Linked DNA regions of Homo sapiens: region 2 is linked to region 1. Evidence: chromatin loops called from intact Hi-C (ENCODE). Cell type or tissue: pancreas. All regions are shown on one strand. Each heading gives the region's core, and the rest is flanking DNA. Links, peaks and the distances in the headings are about the cores only.

The links. Peaks named below come from ENCODE experiments on the same cell type or tissue, not always from the same donor. Only the 100,000 strongest peaks of a DNase experiment are listed, where the experiment ranks them.
Region 2: it touches region 1 in a loop (5-fold over the local background); 68 of 110 quality-filtered maps call a loop at or near these places.

The regions. Positions count from the first base shown.
Region 1 is chr7:155,812,620-155,817,988 of GRCh38, reverse strand. No RefSeq gene overlaps it. Among named protein-coding and RNA genes, the nearest start is that of SHH, 2.8 kb to the right of the region's middle. RefSeq lists enhancers at 1,783-2,284, 2,583-3,226. In pancreas, for the core only: CTCF peaks have their summits at 2,363 and 2,574; a DNase peak (open chromatin) is centred at 2,538; H3K27me3 peaks cover 948 bases.
Region 2 is chr7:156,476,488-156,481,856 of GRCh38, reverse strand. RNF32-DT (RNF32 divergent transcript) reads left to right here. Exons shown (of 4, transcript NR_026865.2): 3 at 237-1,192. Among named protein-coding and RNA genes, the nearest start is that of LINC00244, 61 kb to the left of the region's middle. In pancreas, for the core only: no CTCF peak of the experiment used is centred there; a DNase peak (open chromatin) is centred at 3,256.

The DNA.
Region 1 (5,369 bases), core at 67-5,066:
GCATCAGCTGCCAGCCCTGCCTGGTGGATCTCAGCTTAACTCTGCTCCTGTAAGGAAACAGCCTTTGTGCAGGAAGTGGGTAAGAACAGGCTCTGTGGCTTCACTCGTGGAAGAAGAGCAGCTATGGAGCCAGCCAGGGAACCCTCCTCCAATGGGAGTGGCTGAGCCAGGGAACCCTCCTCCAATGGGAGTGGCTGAACCAGGGAACCCTCCTCCAGTGGGAGTGGCTGAGCCAGGGAGCCGTCCTCCAATGGGAGTGGCTGAGCCAGGGAACCCTCCTCCAATGGGAGTGGCTGAGCCAGGGAACCCTCCTCCAGTGGGAGTGGCTGAGCCAGGGAGCCGTCCTCCAATGGGAGTGGCTGAGCCAGGGAACCCTCCTTCAATGGGAGTGGCTGAGCCAGGGAACCCTCCTCCAGTGGGAGTGGCTGAGCCAGGGAGCCGTCCTCCAATGGGAGTGGCTGAGCCAGGGAACCCTCCTTCAATGGGAGTGGGCTGAGCCAGCTTTGGGCAGTTCTGGGAAAAACTGCTCGCGGCAGTACTACCCCAGCACGCCCCAACACACAGCTTCATCCTCAATCCTCCGAGGCACCCCAGCCTCCAGGCACTGCATGTGTCCCAGTCACATTCACCCCTCACCGTACCCCCTCCACACGCTCTCCAGAAAGAATCTAAAGCTCACACATGCACACCCGCTGCTGTCTGAAGTTCTGCGTGCAGCTCCATGCCAGGCCCAGCCGGGCAGACGGGACCCAAGGCACACAGGCATCAAGCAGGACTGGGGAGCGTCCAGGGGCTGGGGGGCCAAGCAGACGGAGCATCCGGAGGCTGGGGAGTGTCCGCGGGCTGGGGGAGCAGCAGGGGGCTTGGAGCTGGCAGTTGCACCCACATCTCCCCCTCCCACGTTCGCTCCTGGGTTTTGGGATCCCCATCAGGGAAGTCAGCAAAGGAGAAATTCTGATTTGAGTGCTCGGGAGTGAGGCCTCAGCGCGGCCTGTCGGCTTTTTCTCAGCCCCCAGGTGAGGCCCATGTGCGCAAGGGTTTAATGCATTAACTGTCTGGGGCACCTGCCTCTTAACTAGGCTCCAAGATGGAAGCAATGATGGTCTTGTGGAAGGATCTCTAGGTAGCTGGGGTGCAAGGAGCAGCATGCAGACGCAGGGTCCCTTCCTCCCTGGGCACGAGGCCACCTGCCCACACTGTGCCTCCCTTTCCAACTCCCAAATGTAGCTTCAGGCTCCCCTGACAACGGTGCTAGAGCACTTTGAAACTGTACAGAGGCACACACCTGAGGCATTATTTAGACCTAAGAAGAGGTGTCCATTACTTAAAATGAAGACGAAGTGACTCAACAAAGGCAGGCAATGGTCTAAAGAGAGAAAATCAGCTCAAAGGCACACAGCAACATAGTTCAGGCTGCACGTTCACATCCGAGCTGATCGCCTGCCTTAGGATGTCTACTTCGACAGAGCTGGCTGTGTGATCTTTCCAGCGTCCCCAGAAACTGCAGGGTCCTCATCTCTCAGAGCCTGCAGCCTTCATGCATGTGAGCCGGGTCTCCACGGGGCTCCACGGGGCTCCACGGGGCTCCACGGGGCTTGGTGTGCAGGCGGACAGGCATGAGGGCAGGAATCCCAGTCACCAAAGTGTCTCCTGCACCCTGCTTCACAGAGTGGCCCAGGCCGGGAAGAAGCCAGGCTGCACCCACAGTCATGGGGCCTGTGGCAGCTTGGGGGTGGCCCCGTGCCCGCTGCACAGCACTACTGAGAAACGCTGCACAGTGGGCACCCAGCGTAGCTGGCTCCACATGCCAGCCATGGTCCCCCGAGGCCCTGTGTGTCTTGGCAGCTGCCTCCCAGCGGGCCTGCCCTCAGCGCTGGTGCCATGAGGATGTGGCTGCAGGAGTCCAGAGAGCCCTGCAGCCACCCCAAAGCTCCTGGGCTTTGGCACGGAGAGGACAGCATTGCCTCAATCCACCTGCAGCCAGGCCACAATCAGGGTGCTGTGCAGAGTGTGGCTGGATTTCCTGGGCTATCCAGAGCCTGAGCCCTCCAGGAAGCTGGAGACTCACATCCCCAGGGCCCGGGGATGGGGAGGACCATGGAGTTAGGGAAAGGGGGCTAAGGTGCAGAATCCCTCCCAAATTCAAAAGGCCCTGGATGCAATCACAAGAGAACTGGAGTGCAGAAGTTCCACCGGCCAAAACAGGGAAAATCCAGAAAGAAGTGGAGACTGGATGGCTGGATGGAAAGAGATTGCGTGGAATTACTATAAGGAAGAAAAATCAAAGGGGAGAAGGACATGAAAGATTAGAGGCCAACCCCAGAGACTAGAAACAGAGGCAGCACCTGGAGATGCCAGGCAGGCGGGCTCCATAACTGCAGAGCCCAGCGGGTACAAATCTGGGAAAGGAAAGAGGGGATGAGGGGGGCGCAGAAACTGCTGACGGGACCAGGGGAGGATGAACGAAGGAGGCTGCCTGGCTTCCGGGCCTCCCGACCTGGGACTGCGGGGATTTCCCAAACCGGCCAAGCCCGAGCCGAAGGCAGAGTGAGGAGGCCATCTAGCGGCAGGGGCCGGAAGGAGGGGCAGGGGCAGTGCCCAGGAGGGAGCCTGGGGGCTGGGGCAGAAGAGGAGGCAGCTTCTGTCCTCAGCAGGGATGCTGGGCAAGGGGTGGAGGTGGGGGAGGGTGGGGGAGGGAAAGCTGGAGGAAGGAGCGAGGGAGGGATGCGCGTGACCCCAAGGAAGAGAGGCAGAGCCCAGGTAGATGAATAACGGAGCCCCAGCATGTCCGGATGTCTGGCCTTGTCAGGGAGGCTGGTGTTTGGAGCCTCTGCTGGTGCGGGGAGGGGGCCAAATGGTCTGGGGGGGGGGGGGAAGGCAAAGAGATAGAGCCACCTGGCCTCTGGAGGGGAAGGCAGTGCTGGGCCGTGGGGAGCAGGTGGGATGGAAGGACAGGGAGTGAAGGGCGGGAGGGCAGAGCAGCAGCTTCTCTGGGGGGCTCAGTCAGCAGCCTGGTCTATAACTGGGATTGCTTTCTGCGCCGAGCTCCCCTCAACCCATGCAGGGGGCAGGCCCTCTGAACTTAGGCGTGGGGGCAGGCTTTCTGGCCCATCATTATTTCACTCTGGAGGATCGGCCAGTCTACAAGGGGGGCGGCCCCTGAGGTGCTCTCCAGGGTGTCTAGGGCTGTCTGGAGATGGAGGGGAGGGAGGGGGCCTCACGCCATCCCTTAGGGCAGGGAGGTTTCAGGAAATGCCCTGAGTCACCCAAGCTCAATGCCAAGCCACGTCTTCTCCCTGCGCTCTGCTAAGAGGGAGCTGACCGCACCTGGGGGCACCCCACGTCCAGCTGTGCCCACAAGGAACTCTGTGCAGCTCAGGCTTTTGCTTCCAAAAGCACACCCCACCCACCCTGCCCCTTGCAGAGGTGAGCTGTGTGCACATGCCACCTCCCGGCAGGGCTGCACACCCAATCTCTCAGGCCCCAGGGTGGCAACCCGTGTGGGGGGCCTTCTGCCTGCATTTGGAAGGGAGTAAGTAGCGGGGAAAGACAGGGGGAGGAGGAGGGACTGGGGCAAGAGGAGATGCCAAGGGTGGAAGGCAGGGCAGTCAAAAGTTTGCAAATGTCCCACTGGGCCAGGTCGCTGGTCCAGCCCAGGCACCACCCAGTGATGTGACATCCACATGCTGTGCAGGTAGACACATCAAACAGGCCGGCCTCCTCTGGAGAGAACACGGGTCCTGTTTTGTGTCTGTTTTTACTGGGAACGGGACAGGCAGCGCAGACACACCGCCTGGAGAATCCCTGGGCTCAGCTGAGCTCCAGCTCCGCTCAGTGGAGGCTGCCGGGGCCTGGTCAAGTGGACGCTGCTCCCCCACGGTGCTCTCCTCCAGGGATCACGATTCGTCACAAACCATGGAAAGGAACAAGAAAGAGAGGCGGGAAGGGGAGCCCGGGTCAACCTCCCCAAAGGCACCCAGGCCACCGAGTCTTGTTAACGCTCAGCCTCTCATGCCCAAGACAGATGTGTCCTAAGATGCTCCTCTCCTTCTCTCCCCCACCACACACACAAAAAGTTGATCTGCAAAGGGAACTTCTGGAAACTTCCATCGTTTGAGGGCTGAGCTTCACAGGGGTCCTCTCCCCCTCCACTCCAAGGGCCCGGGGTCAAGGGAGAGTGTTTAACTTCACAGGGCCACATTTGCAGCATCTGATGACTCCTCAGGGTCAGGATTTCCCCTCCACGTAAATAACCCTCACTCTCTAATCCTATGCTAGAGGAATCATTGCACATGAGTGGGATGGCGATTGAGAAGGGGAAGGGCATGATCTGTTTTTTTTTTTTTAAAAAAAAAAAGAAAAGCAGGGTTGAGAGGGAGCTTCAAATTTTATTTTCCTGGTTTACTTAGGACTTTTGAGTTTTTTTCCTTTTTCTGCAAAAAGTGAGGTGATTATAGACTCAAAGATTGCCACCTCCTGGGCACTGTGCCCTCTTTCTAGGAAGCCCCTCGTTAACCAGAACACTGTTCCCCCAGGGCCCCTGACCCCTTGGGCTGCAGCCCCTAGGACTGGTGGCTCCTGTGCCTGAAGACTGCTGGCCTGCTGAGCCCCCACACAAGGCCAGCTTTGCAAGGAGCCTGAATTCCACATTCAGCTCACCCCTGGCTCTGCACTTTGCTCTGATCGATCGTGGGGGTTGTGTGAGCACAGCTTCGCCCACTCGCCTGCCCCCCCCCCAACACCCTGCAATGGCCTCCACACACCCAGCGCACACACTGGCCCCCACTCTCTCCCCTGTGCTGGGGTGCAGCCCCCAGACCTGCTTTGCCCATCCACCCTGACGCCCGCAGTTCACTCTGTAACTGCCCTTGAGCACGCCTCCATCCCATTTGCAGAGCTCTACAAAAAAAAAAATGTATTAATTGAAGCACAATAAAAGAGCAGTATTTTTACATTTTTCTAAGGCACTTAAAGCATTTCAAATACCAGTGCTTTAAGTTATGGTCACTCATAATTATCCTCGGTCCACAGAGGCTGAGTCTTCAGGAGGGGCTCAGTCCTCTTTCTTCAAAATGCAGGGAGAGCCAGCCTGCACTATAAAGTCCCTGGGGAAGAAAAATTAAATAACAGCTGGGCAGCTGTGCCCCTCAAATGTGTGAGCGACTCTGTGCTTGATGACTGAAGCTTGCGGGGGTTTAAACTGTCCTTTAAAAACTTAAGTTGGTTTTAACTGAAGCACCTACCATTCCAGGGAAAGTCAGGGGGAAACGCAAGGATGTACACAAAGCCGGGAGTAACTGCTGTTACCACAAGACATGCGCTCCTCCCTCCCGCCCACCTTTATCTTAGGAAAGATTTTTTTTTTTTTA
Region 2 (5,369 bases), core at 268-5,267, 660 kb before region 1:
TTTCTAGGAAAACCCTTAACTATGGCTTTGGTTTCTTTAATAGTGAACAGATTCTTCAGGAATTCTATTTATATTCAAGTTCTTCTAAGTTATACTATAAAAAGTTATCTTTGTCCACGTGTTCCCATTTTTGGCATTAAATCATTTTAAGAATTATATCTGGCATCCTGTTTCTTTACTCATGACTAACATTTCTTTGTTGTATCTTCTGTCTTTTTCTGTATCCGTTTCTCCAGAAGTTTTCCTATTAACTCTTTCCAAAGAACCTGTTGATGGTCTTCAGATTCCTGGAGGCATTTAGGGAGGGAGCAAGTTTGGGAGAGGAGTGAATTCACCTGGGCTGCAGCCCACTGCTGAGGACAGACCCTCCAGGGATACAGGTGTCAAGTCCATCAATGGGCTCTGACCCACTGGAGAAAGGGCAGCATCAACCATTGGCCAGGCTGCGGGACCAAAGCTGACTTATGATGGTGTCATCGGGTAAGACCTCGCCTGCCCTTGGATCTCTCCTGCCTCCCACAGCCCCTTGAACCCCAACAAGAAAGACATACTTGGTGGTGGCTGATGGCATCAGGCACCTAAGCTGCCAGCTGGAGGAGGAGCGTCATGAACCGTGGAGCTGCAGCAGGAGCTGGGTGGCCATAGCGGCCTTGGTGGGGTGGCAAAGGTCGATTTATTCAGGGCAGAGTTTTTGGTGTCTGGAGCAGACTGGGCATTTTAAATTGCTGACTTTGGATGCATTTGTTGACTTCACGTGGCCAAAGCGCTTCTTATTTCCTGGGACTGATTAGAAAATGTATACGTCCCACCTGGGTTTTCATCCAGGGACAGAGAGTGTCCAGAGAACAGGTTTAAAAGGGACAGTAGGAAACAAGCCAAAGCTGTCTCAGGTTACATCCAGAGCACCTGCCTGCTCCTCACGCAGCTCCTCAGACGTCTCCACCTAATCACAGAATGACGGAGCCTCACGTTTCCTCTCATGGCCACCAACGCCGTGGGGCAGCCAACTTAAAGAATGTCTTCACTTCAAGATGGGATACAGCCTGAAAACACGAGCAGCGAGTGTAAAATGGGTGGAAGAGGTATGGCTAAGCCTTTCGAGGTTGGCACTGGGACAGCAGTGGCACCTCCTCCTGACACATCTCTGAAGGTGAAGGCTGGGCTTCCACGGAGCATGCGGATGCCTAACGTGGTGTGTTTTCTTACTTTTTCGTGAGTGAGGTTGAATTTACTATTTTCCCTGGCCCGCGCTGTTTCATTTCTGAGGGTGCTTTTGCGACAGTGTCTGCTATGGAGCAGTCTATCAGCAAGGATGATGTGTTATCTCTCCAAAAGCTCAGATGCTTGGCATATGTCTGCACAATTTAAACATTAGTAACCAATTAGCTGCACAGAACCCATTTTTATTTTAAAAATGTCCTACCATTATTTCATTCCCTACTTTAGGAAATTTTGGAACTCCCAAATAAATAGCAGTCAGATATTTTGAATGATAGTGTCTCCGACAGGAAACTAGCCCGAGAAGTTCTTTACCCACTAAGAACATCTCTAAGTCACCCTGCAGATTCTGTTTCTATGTCTTAGAATATCTTTTCCCCTAGGGATTCTGCAGTAGCTTGTGCACCCTTATTTGGAAGAAGCACTTGCCAGAAAGTGAACCGGGTAAAGTACAACTCAATTCTCCTTCACCCTTCTTAGAACCTCATGTGTCCTGGAATGGAGCTTATTGGCTGTTACTTGGGTTTGGGATTCCCTTTTGAGCAATTCTCTATCTCTGGAAACTTTCAGAATCGCATTCCCTAGCCATCTAAACATACACACACACGCACACTCTTACACACTCATCATTGTGACACTGAAAGGGCTGAGTGTCTGACCACACGCTTCAAGTGTTCAAGATAACTATCCCCACCCCAACCTCCCCCTTCTCTCTCTCTTCCTTCTTTCCTCCCTCTGTCTTCATCTCCTTCTCTCTCTCTCCCCTCCTCTTTCTTTTTCTTGTTTCACTAGCCCAGCCATTATGCCTCTACTTGCCCAAGAGAGTGTCATTTAAAACACTGTCAGTAAGAGCTGCACGTTATTACTTAATTTGGGGGATATTGCTACATCCTTTGCTTTAAGGGAAGTGTTAACTGATGTTACAGTGCTAATGATACAGGTCTGCCTCTCCCAAAAGAATTATAGATCAATAAATTACAGGGTGAATTATAGAACAATTATAAAATAATTTACTACAGTGTTCCTTCAAGGGTTGATATAATAGATTTAATTTATAAAGCTTTGTTTTTTCCCTCTTTTCATAACTATTGAGTAAAACAACAGTAGCAGTCATGATGGCGAGTATTATATTCCAGTGAATATCCAACGATACCACCAATCAGTAATTCCATGCTTAACTTGTGGGGAACAAGCTATTCTCCATAGCAGCTGTACCACTCTGCATTCCTGCTGCACTGTGTGAGGACCTCCATTCTCCATGTCCTCACCGACACTTCTTTCCCAGTTTTTGATTATAGCATCCTAGTGGGTGTGAGGTGCTATCTTACTGTGGTTTTGATTTGCATTTTCCTAATGAGTAATGACATTGAGCATCTTTTTATTGTGAATTACATAAAATTGGAATGGAAAAATAAATAAGAACTGTAGATGCAGCATTTTTTTTTCTCTCTCTCACTTTAAATTGATTTCCCTCCCTCTCTCTGTCAACACACACACCCCTGAGATGGCAGACCTTTTGGCTAGAAGGGCTCTGTGGGGGTCGTTTAATCCACACCCTCGGCTCAGGGGGCCCAATTCAACACACATTTGTTGGGTGCTGGGCCCTGCTGGGCCCCACAGTGATGCAGAAACAAGATAGGCTCGGTTCATGCCCTCAGAATTGACAGCCTAGTGAGGAGAAAGCCCTCCAACCGGAGTCACACAGATAAGCAAGGAGGTGAGTGTGCAGCACACAGGTCAGCTGTGGACCAGGGTGGGGCACAGGCCTCTGTAGGAGCACATAGGCAGTCGCATGGCCTGCCTGGTGGGTCAGAGAGGGCTGCTCTTGGGGGTGACTCTCAGGCTCTGACACCTCCGAGACAGCTGGGGCTGGGGGTGGGGGCAGCCCTGGCAAAGGTGCCAAGGCCCGCAGCGGGCAGGGAGGACGTGGTGGGTGCTGGAGGACACAAGGATGAGCTCGGCTGGCAGCCCCGAGGCTGGCATGTGAATTGCAAGGCAAGGGGAGCCGGCAGCTGGGGAGGGTGGCTGGGATGAACGGACCTCAGGCAGCAGGAACGTCTGACCCAGGAGGCCTGCCTCGGGCTGGGCAGCACCCAGGGCTTCCTCACCTCCTGAAGTCACTGCCTCCAGGGTCAGCAGAGGCAGAGCTACCAAGCCCTGGTCCAAGGCCCTGACCTGGGGTTCCTGGGTGAGCCACTGGACTCCCTGTGCCTCAGTTTCTTTACTGGGACATGAAGAAGTAGTTTAGGACCATTATAGCCTTCCCACCCTGCCATTCGGAGAATCTCTGAGGCCGTCGTCCGAAGCGTCACTATCAAACACAACTTTGTTACCTCCTTTATCCTCACTTCCATCTCAGTCCTCCTGGCTCGTCCCTCACAGAAAAGAATTTTCTCAAGAATTCAGGCTTGGACAACATGGGATCCAAAGATGGATCTTTTCAGATCTTTTGTCCATTTTTAAAAATTGGGTTGTTTTCTTACTATTAGGTTGTTTGAGTTCCTTATGTATTTTGGGGACTAACCCTTTATCAGATGCACAGTTTTGCAATATTTTCTCCCATTCTTAAGTTGTCTCTTCACTCTGTCGATTGTTTCTTTTGCTGTATGGAAGCTTTTTAGTTTGATGCATTCCGATTTGTCTGTGTTCGCTTTTGTTGCATGTGCTTTGAGGTCATATCCAAGAAATCACTGCAGACGCCCATGCCTTGGAGTTTCCCCCTGTGTTTCCTTCCAGTAGTTTCATAGTTTTGGGTCTTACAGTTAAATCTTTAATCCATTTTAAGTAGGTTTTTCACATGGTGGGAGACAAGGATCTAGTTTTATTCTTCTGCATGTGGCTATCCAGTTTTCCCAATATCATTTTTTGAAGAGACTCTCCTCTCTCCATTGGGTGTTCTTGGCATGTTTGCTAAATATCACCTGGCTATAAACACACAGATTTATTTCTAGGCTTTCTATTCTGTTCTATTTGTCTGTGTGTCTGTTTTTGTGCTAGCACCATGCTCTTTTAATTACTATAGCTGTGTAGTATATTTTGAAGTCAGGTAATGTGATGCCTCCAGCTTTGCTCTTTTTGCTCAGGATAACGTTGGCTGTTCTTTTGTGGTTCCATATAAATTATATATTTTCTATTTCTGTGAAGAATATCGTTGATATTTTGATGGGGATTATATTGAATCTGTAGATCACTTTTGGGTCATACGGATATTTTAACAATATTATTCTTCCAATCCATGAACATGAATATCTTTTTATTTCCTTTTTAGTGTCTTTCATCAATGTTTTATAGTTTTCAGTGTAGAGATATTACACCTCCTTGGTTAAATTTATTTCTAATTATTTTATTTTTTGTAGCTATTGTAAATGGTGTTGTTTTCCTCATTGCTTTTTCCAATATTTCCCTATTAGTGTACAAAAAGGCTCCTGATGTTTGTATGTTGATTTTGTATCCTGAAACTTTACTGAATTCATTTATTAGTTCTAATAGTTTTTTGATGGAGTCTTTAGGGTTTTCCATAGATATGATCATGTTGTCTGCTAACAACAATAATTTAACTTCTTCCCTTCCAATTTGAATGTCTTTTCTTTCTTTCTCTTGCCTAATTGCTTTGGCTAGGATTTCCAGTACTACATTGAGTAGAAGTGGTGAGCGTGGACATCCTTGTCTTGTTTCTGATCTTAGAGGAAAAGCTTTGAGCTTTCCCCTGCTGAAGTTTCTTGAGAAGGAGAGTGACATACATTTCACAAAGGAAAGCAAACCCTTGTGGTCACAGACAGGGATTCTGGGCTGGGAGCCCTGTGCACTTCCCCACGGTGTTCTTGGGACCTGAGAGAGGCTGCCTGATCATGAACCTACTGCTGGACGAAGCTTTAAAAATCATACAGAAACATGGATGATGCCCCCCAAAGTTAAAAATGAGGTGGACTTATAGGTAGTTGAAGACTGCAAAGCCTCTCAATATAATTTTCTGAAGCCCTTTTTGTAATACCCATGCTAAACCTTCCTGTTGTCCGTGCTTTTCCCCATGCAGGGACGTGCTGTGGGCAGGGGTTGGAGATAGAAATGGATTGACTTTGGCTCCATGACTCGCTCACTGGGGAAGTTGTAAGCTGGTTGCTTGGAGGAGACAGAGGGCTTTGCAGAGAGAA